Regions from separate parts of the Homo sapiens genome. Here region 1 is linked to region 2. Evidence: read pairs that join two places in POLR2A ChIA-PET (ENCODE). Cell type or tissue: GM12878. All regions are shown on one strand. Each heading gives the region's core, and the rest is flanking DNA. Links, peaks and the distances in the headings are about the cores only.

Region 1 (5,383 bases), core at 90-5,089, 130 kb after region 2:
CATTAAAGTGAGGGCTGACCTACTTTGCATAAGCAAATTAGCACAAGGAAGTGTTAGTAACCCTTCATCCACAGGACACCTGGAGCCTTCTGAGATACCCTTTTTTTTCCCAGTGTGCAAATCCCAAGCTTTTCCACGAGGGGCACACAATGCATCTTGAGCCCTTTTGTAGCCAGGGCAGTTTGGCTTCCTGCCTAGGGTGATGATGGAGGGTGGAGAGCAGCCATCACTCCAGGCCTGCCATCCTGTTTCTTTCCTTCCCAGCCACACCCAGGTTGACCCCGCCATGGATGACAGTGACGTCCACATTAGCTCACTGAGATCTGTGTGCTTCTCTCCAGAAGGCTTGTACCTTGCCACGGTGGCAGATGACAGGTAACGAAGAGAACTCTCTTTACATGGCCTCAGAACAAGTGCTTGCAAGTAATGGCAGCAAGGCCCTCTTGGTCTGGCCCTGGGTCAGCTAATATCCAGATGTTCTCTCTCCCCATCCAGACTCCTCAGGATCTGGGCCCTGGAACTGAAAACTCCCATTGCATTTGCTCCTATGACCAATGGGCTTTGCTGCACATTTTTTCCACATGGTGGAGTCATTGCCACAGGGTATGTATTTGTTAGCTGAACAGATGGGTGGTGCTTTCTGCTGAGTATACCATGGAGCTTTTTAAGGAAAGAAACCATCTAGAATTTTCTTGCCTATGAGGAAAGCTTTAAGGCAATTCAAGATTATATAAAACTCAAATGATCGATTTTGCTAATAACGGTGTCCCATTTTCTCTGAATATTTAACCTAAATGTAATTAAAGATCTGTAAGTCATGCCACCTAATGGGCCAAGTTCACAAGGGAGAATAAAATTGAGATGATGCATAATATATGGGAAACCATTTAGGGCTAAAAGACCACTTTACAGGTAACATCTATAATTCAGTAGGTGGCACTCTTCCCCCTTATACTTTTGAACTAACTGTGGTCAGATTTAGAAAGGGCTGTGCCGAGAGAGAGACAGAGAGAGCGCTTTGGTATCACAGGTGTCTTGAGTTTTTCTAATCCTATCAGCAGCTTTAATTATTCAGCACCACAATTTTACATCCATTTCCACAGTCAGGGTTACATTTCACTCTCCGAAGTCTCCTGCTCTTTGCAGTCAAAACAGAAACATGAGTATTCATCCTCATGAAAACATGAACATCCAAGCTCTGTCTTAGCATCGGTTTCTGTTTCATTTTAGGACAAGAGATGGCCACGTCCAGTTCTGGACAGCTCCTAGGGTCCTGTCCTCACTGAAGCACTTATGCCGGAAAGCCCTTCGAAGTTTCCTAACAACTTACCAAGTCCTAGCACTGCCAATCCCCAAGAAAATGAAAGAGTTCCTCACATACAGGACTTTTTAAGCAACACCACATCTTGTGCTTCTTTGTAGCAGGGTAAATCGTCCTGTCAAAGGGAGTTGCTGGAATAATGGGCCAAACATCTGGTCTTGCATTGAAATAGCATTTCTTTGGGATTGTGAATAGAATGTAGCAAAACCAGATTCCAGTGTACTAGTCATGGATCTTTCTCTCCCTGGCATGTGAAAGTCAGTCTTAGAGGAAGAGATTCCACTTGCACGGCAACAGAGCCTTACGTTAAATTTTCAGTCCAGTTATGAACAGCAAGTGTTGAACTCTTTCTGCTTGTTTTGATTCAAAGTGCAGTTACTGATGTTGTTTTGATTATGCAACTAAGTAGGCCTCCAGAGCCTCTCTAGTGGCAGAGCAGCTCACACTCCCTCCGCTGGGAACGATGGCTTCTGCCTAGTACCTATCCTTGTGTTTCTGATGCAGTGGTAGCATTGGTTCAAGTTCTCTCCTGCTGTGGTCAGAGTTGCTTCGATGTTGGCCAAGTGCTTTTCTTCTTGGGCTCCCTTCTGACCTGCAGGACAGTTTTCCTGGAGCCATTTGGTATGAGGTATTAATTTAGCTTAACTAAATTACAGGGGACTCAGAGGCCGTGCTCCTGACCGATCCAGACACTATTACTGGCTTTTTTTTTTTTTTTTTAACAATGGTGTGCATGTGCAGGAAATGACAAATTTGTATGTCAGATTATACAAGGATGTATTCTTAAACCGCATGACTATTCAGATGGCTACTGAGTTATCAGTGGCCATTTATTAGCATCATATTTATTTGTATTTTCTCAACAGATGTTAAGGTACAACTGTGTTTTTCTCGATTATCTAAAAACCATAGTACTTAAATTGAACAGTTGCAAAGATGTCTTAATTGTGTAAAGAATTGGTGTAGTCATGACTTTAGCTGATACTCTTATGTACGAGATCTGTCTCTGCTGTTTAACTTCATTGGATTAATCAGCTGGTTTCAACTCTACTGCGAAACAAAAATAGCTCCTTAAAAGTACTGTTCTCCTTCAGTGGCATGTAGTTATCTAATCAAGACACCTCATTCAAACAAAACCTGCCTTAGGAAAATTTAATATATTTTAAATTATTTTAAAAGAAATACAACATCTTATTCTTTAGCTTTCTTAATCGGTGCTTTATGGAGGCCAGTGTAACGTTACATGACTCGTTGAGAAAGTTGAGGAATTTCCTCTACCACCTTTGTTGCTTGAAGAAAAACATGTCTTTTCAAAATGAGAGGCTTTCATTGAAGAAAAGAAAAAAACAACAGTTAAAAGCTTTTGGCTCTCTGTTTCATTTTTTTCCATTAAGAAAAAAAAAAGTCCCCTTTTAAAACAAGCAGGGCTGGGTGTGACGGCACATGCCTGTAATCCCAGCACTTTGGGAGGCTGAGGTGGGAGGACTGCTTGAGCCCAGGAGTTCAAGATCAGCCTGGGCAACAGAGTGAGATAAGACCCAATCTTTATTTAAAAAATAAATAAATAAATAGCCAAAAAAACTTAGTGTGGTGCTGGTGTGCATGGTAGCCCCAGCTACTCAGGGGGCTGAGGATGTGGTGGCATTTACCTGTGGTTCTGTGGTTCCGGCTACTCAGGAGGCTGAGGTGGGAGAACTGCTCGAGCCTGGGACATGGAGGCTGTAGCGAGCCACGATCGTGTCACGGTATTCCAGCCTGGGTGACTGACAGAGCATGATCTTGCCTCAAAAAATAAACACATAAAACAAGTAGTACAGCAGAAGAGCTGGGAATGGATTGGCCAACGTTTACATTTCATGGTTATCTTGAAGTTCCAGGTACAGCAGATGCTGAGCCTCTGGGTGGTTTGAGGCCTGGTTGGCCATCAGATATTTAGCTTCATACTTTGCCGCTGTCCTTAAGGGGGTGAGTCCTCCATGAACAAAGGGAATAGTGACTTTTTCCATTTGACAGTTTAAGAATTTGACATTTTATAAAGAACAGCATCTAAAGAAAGTTTATTCTGTGATATTAGAGACAGAAGGTTTTCATATAAATGCAAGTTTGACAAAGTCAGCATCTTTCTAGCTGTCTAAGGAAGAGTCACTTGTAACACAGCCAGCCAGGAGGCTGCTTTGTTTTTTATTATAAAGAACACTAACACAAATGCAGCATGATTGCTGTAAAATAAATGTGAAATTTGTACAAAAGTCCCAGTCCTTCCGCAGTTCTAGGTTTACAGTCAGGCTCAACCTTACTTGCCCCGCTCCTGCATGAAAACAAGTGCGTTTTATACAGCCTCTGCCACCCAGTGGCATAGTTTAAGGCTCTATATTATATTTAAAATTAAGGTTTTTTTCCTATCATACACATCAATTTGGAACCTGCTGGTGACTCTTCTACCACAGAGGGTAAATAAAAAGACCAGTTTTTAAAGTAAGAGGATTCAGCTCATCTTATAAAAGTATAATAGTTTCGGCCAGACGTCCATTAACATCTGTTTAAATTAGATACAGACACAATGCCAAATATTAGAATCATAAATGTAATTTTGGAGATAATGTTTACCTTGAGTAGGAAGACACTTGGACCATATTAAATTTGAAAGTCTTCTGTTCCAGACCAAAATGGGGTAGGCTAATTCCCTGTCATCCAAGCAACTAAAAGGTAAAAACCTTATAACTTTAAAATAAAAAAGGTTATTTTTTTCCCCTATAAAAGACAGGCAGTATGAGTTAATACATTAAAATTATTTTGTACATCCCTGCTCCAAACAACCACAAAAATGGTACTTTTTAAATGCCTGCCCATCCTCTCCTGGAAGGGGGTTTTTCCAAGATTCGGGGTGACTGATTCATCCCACAGCCCCAGGCAGCAGTTTATCCTGGAACTGTCCTCTGTTCTCCCATCACTGCTGAGCCCTGAGAATTGTGAATGGCCCTCAGAGCATCTAGGCCTCTGCAACAATCAGGTCTCTGGTGACTTGAAATGCAGCAATGAGGGAGCTCAGCTGGATCTTCTCGTTGGTGCCAACAGAAAGCCTGTACCTAACAGAAACCAAACACAGGGTAAGAAAAAAGACACCAAACACAGCTGCCTTTTCTTAAGGGACCAAGAGATCTAGGGCTGAAAATCTGTTGAAGGAGTGGGGATGGGAATTGATAGAACAAATGTGCCCTGGATGGCAATCTTGTATGTGTCCCCCTAACATTTTCTTCTCTGCCCTACACATTGATTTATAAATGTGATGTTTCAAACTTGTAAGGACCGATTCAATTTTAAAAATTATTAGGTATCAGGCCGGGCGTGGTGGTTCACACCTGTAATCCCAGCACTTTGGGAGGCGGGCCAATCACTGGAGGCCAGCCTGGCCAACATGGTGAAACCCCCGTCTCTACAAAACAAACAAACAAAAAACAAAAATTAGCTGGGCATGGTAGTGCATGCCTGTAATCCCAGCTCCTCAGGAGGCTGAGGCAGGTGAATCGCTTGAACCTGGGAGGCAGAGGTTGCAGTGAGCCGAGACTGCATCACTGCACTCCAGCCTGGGCGACAGAGTGGGACTCTGTCTCAAAAAAAGAAATAAATTATTAGGTGTCAACAGCGGTGTTCTGAACTTAACTTTGTCCTAACTATACAGATATACAAAATTTATGTAATGAAGGATTATTTCGTCGGCAAAATACGTTAAGAGGGAAACAAAACAGAGATTTCCTTCCTCTTAAGCCATTTCATCGGGAAGTTTGGCTGATACATTGGTGGGTCTGTGGTCTAGTCAGTAAAGCAGGACACTGGAGTTCATCTCGCCACCTTTTAAATGCCCAGCCACTGATAGCAAAATCATCATATTCACAATGCAATGAGGAGAGGTGACCTAATTTGTGCCTGTGAAAGCCAATGCCACAAATTAGAGTTGGCCTATGCTGACGTCTATGTTGAACCCAATGCTCTGTCTACTTAAATGATAGCTGCCAGCTTCACTGGGGGCTAATAACAGTGTTTACGGAACCAGGCAAAGCAGAA
Region 2 (5,383 bases), core at 310-5,309:
AGCCTCCTTATAGGGGCAATGATGAAAAAAAAAACTGCTTGAGAAACACAGGATTAGAGAGAAGAGACTAGTAGCAGGAAATAGGATATGGACAAGGCTGGTGGTAGTGGCTGTCAGAGCAGTAGATTCAAAACACCATTTGAAGTTTAAAGTAAACAGGACTTGACATATACTAAGATACGAGAGAGGCCGGGCGCAGTGGCTCACTCCTGTAATCCCAGCACTTTGGGAAGCCGAGGCGGGCGGATCACGAGGTCGGGAGATGGAGACCATCCTGGCTAACATGGTGAAACCCCGTCTCTACTAAAAATTCAAAAAAATTGGCTGGGCGCAGTGGCAGGCATCTGTAGTCCCAGCTACTCGGGAGGCTGAGGCAGGAGAATGGCGTGAACCCGGGAGGCGGAGCTTGCAGTGAGCAGAGATTGCGCCACTGCACTCCAGACTGGGTGACAGAGGGAGACTCCGTCTCAAAAAAAAAGATATGAGAGAAAAGATGATGGAATCAAAATTATTTCTAGGGCTTAACACTAGGGGAAATGAAGATGTGGTAGAAACAGAGAAGAGATTAAAGAGAGGTTTTGGTAAGAAGCTGACTCAGGCCGGGCATGCTGGCTCATACCTATAATCCCAGCACTTTGGGAGGCTCAGGCAGGCGGATCACTTGAGGTCAGGAGTTCGAGACCAGCCTGGCCAACATGGTGAAACCCCATCTGTACTACAAAAATTAGCCAGGCGTGGTGGTGGGCGCCTGTAATCCCAGCTACTCGGGAGGCTGAGGTGGGAGGATGGCTTGAACCCAGGAGGCAGAGCTTGCAGTAAGCTGAGATCATGCCATTGCGTTCCAACCTGGATGACAGAGTGAGACTGTCTTTAAAAAAAAAGGGGGGGGGGTGGGGGTGGGCGTGGTGGCTCACGCCTGTAATCCCAGCACTTTGGGAGGCCAAGGCAGGTGGGTCACCTGAGGTCAGGAGTTCGAGACCAGCCTGGCCAACATGGTGAAACTCTGTCTCTACTAAAAATACAAAAATTAGCCAAGTGTGGTGGTGGGTGCCTGTAATCCCAGCTACTTGGGAGGCTGAGGAGGGAGAATCACTTGAACCTGGGAGGCAGAGGTTGCAGTGAGCCGAGATCGCGCCATTCCACTCCAGCCTGGGCAACAAGAGTGAAACTCTGTCTCAAAAAAATAGAAAGAAAGAAAGAAAGAAAGGAAGGAAGGAAGGAAGGAAGGAAGGAAGGAAGGAAGGAAGGAAAGCAAGCAAGCTGATTCAGTACTGCACATTTTGAGTTTGTCAGAAGTCAAAAAATCAAAATGAAAAAGGCTAATGGCCAGTTGGAAATAAGTCATTTGGGAGTCTTTTCATGTAACATTTATTGTTATTCTAATAATAGATATTTGGAGGAAGTCTGAGGCTAAGGGGACAATTCATGTCAATAAAAGTTACAGAAGATAATTACTCCCTAAAAATGATAGAAACTATATTGGTGACTTCATTAGTATTAGGTTCTAGCCAGTTGAGCAAAAAATAACTCTGTAAGAGTATTTTTCTTAAAAGTCTAGATTTTCTTTTGTTTAGTCTTATTCCAGAGCCCACCTTCATGAAAATGTTCAAAGCTTTTTTATTTACAAAAGTAACTCAAGAACATTGAAAATAGACGAAAACAGAAACACATAAAGCTAAGTAGTGAAAGTTCTTTTTAACAGTTTTATTGAGATATCAACATATAAAAATTGTATGTATTTACGGTATACAACTTGATGTTTTGATATATGTATACATTGTGAAATAATCACCACATGAAAGCTAACTAACATATCCATTACCTCCGCATAGTTACATTTGTGTGCATGTGTGCATGGGGTTGAGTAGGGAGATTTAATTTAGGACTTGTCCTCTTAGCAAATTACAAGCATGTAATACAACATTGTTAACTATCATCACCATGCAGTGAGTGCATTAGAGCTCCAGTAATTATTCGTCTTGCATAACTGGAACTTTCTACCATTTGACCAGCATCAGCCCATCTTCACCTTTTCGACAATCCCATTCCACCCAATCTCTACCCTCAAACAGTCTCCATTAATTTGGCATGTATATTTCTAGGTTTTTTTCTATATACATATGTACAGCTATATTATATATGACTTTACAAAAATGAGATTACTTTTGTATCAGTAGGATTATTTGATTTGCAAGCAATAGAAATAAACTCTGGCTGACTTAAGGCTGAAAAGGAATTTATTGGAAGGATATGAGGTAGGTAAAGAGCTGAAGAACTGAGCGGGAAAACATGAAGAGCCACGCTGGTAAAGCAACTTCCATGACACAGAGAGCAAGGGCTCATGTGCAGTTCTCCAGGCACTGCCATTTCAGTGTACCTCCTCCAACCACTTTTTGTCTTTGTATCGTTTCTGTTCGAGATTAAAATTCCTAGGAGAGATATAACTTGATTGGGTCATGTGCTTATGCCTTATTCAACACTCTCTCTGATTCCAGATAAGGGGGAGTCATTTTGCAAAAAAAGGAAAAAAAAAAAAAAGAGCCTATAAAGAGAAGCAGGAAAAATGGAAGCTGAGCCTTACAAAAAGTAACAGATGTCCACTCCACTGTTTTGTAACTCTTTTTTCCATTTACCTTCCAGCACGTACAGCTCTGCTTCATTCTTTTTCATCTAATAGTATTTTGTTGTATGGCCTCAATATCATTTATTTAATGAGACACTTCTCGGTGGACATTTTGTTGAAGTTTTACAGTATTATTAATAATATAAGAACATTGTTGTACATAGATATTTTTACATGTAAACAAGTATTTTGGGGGATACATTTTCGGAAGTGGAATTCCTGGGTCAAAGAATGCATACATCTAAATTTTTAAAATAAATATCACTAAATTGCTCTCTAAAGGAGTTTATACTCCCACCAACAAAGCACAAGAATGCCTGGTTTCCTGTGTCTTTGCCTAAAGGATTGAGTATTAGCAATCCTTTTAATTAGTGAAAACAAGAAGATCACTGAAACTGGGTTGAGCCTCTTTCTCTATCACCAACACACACAGACACTCAGCATTTTCTGACCAGTGTTGAAACTAAGAACTGAAACTAAGAAGGCATTAAATGTCATAGGCTGACAGCATCTCTATTTAAAAGTTAGAATTCTCGTTTTTACTCAACCTCAGTGAGCCTGAGCATAAAAATTTGGCATGAGTGAAATCCGCTGCTTTTAAAGAAGTCAATACTACTTCCATTAGAAGTTAGAGTGCTTGAAACACACTGGACATTGACCGAGGGAAAGGAAGCTGCATGTATCTTATCCCACACTCCCTCCAGGGCTTATACGTGTGTGTGTGTGTGTGTGTGTGTATGTGTGTGTGTGTGTGTGTATATATATATATACACACACACACATACATTGAGTACATGGGTGGGCAGAATGATCTGTACCATTAAAACTGATTTTTTAGTTTTTGCTCAGCTCATTTTGTTAAATTTGTATAAGCTAAAGGTGCACATGATGTGGCTCTAGTGTGTATATTGTGTCATTTGTACAAATAAAGTAACCATTGTATCATGTCTAGCTAGAGCAGAATTCTTCAAAATATTTTATCACAGACTGAAAAAGTATAAAACAGGAAAGTATGCCATTTATTAGAACTTTTTTTTTTTTTTTTTGAGACGGAGTTTCGCTCTTGTTGCCCAGGCTGGAATGCAATGGCGCAGTCTCAGCTCACTGCAACCTCCGCCTCCCGAGTTCAAGTGATTCTCCTGCCTCAGCCTCCCAAGTAGCTGGGATTACAGGCATGTGCCACCACACCTGGCTAATTTTGTATTTTTGGTAGAGACAGGGTTTAACCACGTTGGCCAGGCTGATCTCGAACTCCTGACCTCAGCTGATCCACCTGTCTCAGCCTCCCAAAGTGCTGGGATTATAGGCATGAGCCACCGCGTCTGGCCTCATTTATTGGAACATTTCTAATGGAAAATGCTGAGAAGCTAAATACCTGAGTTTTAGCCTCAGTTCTCTTTATAGAAGTTGTGTAACTTTATGTTAGTCCTTCAACTCCCAAATGCCTACTAACACATATAAAAGGGGGAAATCCTTACAGTCTTATCACCTCATAGGGTGGCAATTTGGATTGAATGAGATGTATGGAATAACTTTTAAAAATGGAAAGCACATTAAACATTATTATGTAGGCACAGCACTGGCCTCATAATAAGGTGAATAATTTTTCCCCCATGTCTCAAATATTAAAGGTAGCTTACCATCTTACACCTCAGCAACTCAGATGTACAAATTAAAGGTGAAGGGAACAACTTGTAACAGAAAAGCCATTTCAGTATCATGTTTTTCTTACTCTTCTAATAGTTTATAAAAACTAGATTTAAGATATTATATGCCATGTATTCCCTTCTGAATAGAGAAAAATAATGACATTTATGTATTCTGAAGCACTTTCTTATGGTCTTTCATTTTATCTTTACAACTACGATAGTTCACAATGTGTACTGCTATCCTCATTTTACACCTGAAATACAGATTAAGAGACTTGCCCCAAGCCATACATAAGACTTATAGAGGAGCTGAAACTGACTCACACCCTTAGCACTTTTCCATTGATTCTCAAACTTTCATATATATCAGAATTAGCTGCGTAGCTTGTTATAGAGACTAGTCCCTTATAACACAGGTAATTCGGATGTAGGTATTCTGTGGACAGTATCTTGAAGCATTTCATTAAGCAGGAAGAGAAGCACTTGATTTCTTCTGAAGGTGTTTGCTTGCTTTGTGTGTTTTGCTTTGTGTCAAGAGCCCATGAGTTTCAGGGCTCTTAGCAACTCAGGCTCAGTTTGCATTTCTCAATTTAGGAAAGTGTGGGATGAATAAATGCCTGGTGTTGGGACTCCTGGACCTCAATTAAAGTCCTCATTTAAAGGGCTTTCCTTGGCCTGGGAGAGCTTTCGTCTGTGGGAAGGGCTCTCCATCCTTTGGTGCCACCTACGGGCCAGTTACTGCTTTGTAAAAAAGAAATTTGATGGTCTAGGTAAAGAAGAAAAATAAAACAAAGGAAAACACGGGAGGAGATGAGAGAGATAACTCTAAGGGCTTATTTTTTATTCCTTAAAACAAATTTAAATTGTATTTATACTTTGGGTTTTTTCTCCTTATAAGGTCGCTGAGGGGGTGTACATGTTCACTGTTCTATCCCTAGTTCCTACAACAGTGCCCAGCACATAGTAGGTGCTCAATAACTACTTGTTGAATGAATAAGTGAATGATTAGTGACTGTACTCTAGTACTAGATGCTGTGCTATTAAAAGGATTTCTCTTCAATCAATAGGGAGCCCAAGTGTGCAAGATATTTCCAACCACGCCAGTATAAAA

The links. Peaks named below come from ENCODE experiments on the same cell type or tissue, not always from the same donor. Only the 100,000 strongest peaks of a DNase experiment are listed, where the experiment ranks them.
Region 1: POLR2A ChIA-PET joins it to region 2 with 6 read pairs; 1 of 35 experiments calls an interaction of 5 or more read pairs at or near these places.

Annotation. Positions count from the first base shown.
Region 1 is chr12:118,030,206-118,035,588 of GRCh38, reverse strand. RFC5 (replication factor C subunit 5) reads right to left here. Exons shown (of 11, transcript NM_007370.7): 11 at 3,355-4,407. The coding sequence ends at 4,311. It overlaps WSB2 (WD repeat and SOCS box containing 2), which reads left to right. Exons shown (of 9, transcript NM_018639.5): 7 at 265-375; 8 at 496-603; 9 at 1,231-2,902. The coding sequence ends at 1,393. Among named protein-coding and RNA genes, the nearest start is that of RFC5, 16 kb to the right of the region's middle. In GM12878, for the core only: a CTCF peak has its summit at 585; no DNase peak of the experiment used is centred there; H3K27ac peaks cover 925 bases.
Region 2 is chr12:118,164,825-118,170,207 of GRCh38, reverse strand. The region is part of intron 17 of TAOK3 (TAO kinase 3); the gene reads left to right. Among named protein-coding and RNA genes, the nearest start is that of PEBP1, 31 kb to the right of the region's middle. RefSeq lists an enhancer at 2,913-3,022 and a silencer at 3,263-3,312. In GM12878, for the core only: a CTCF peak has its summit at 4,989 (motif pointing left); a DNase peak (open chromatin) is centred at 3,107; H3K27ac peaks cover 1,329 bases.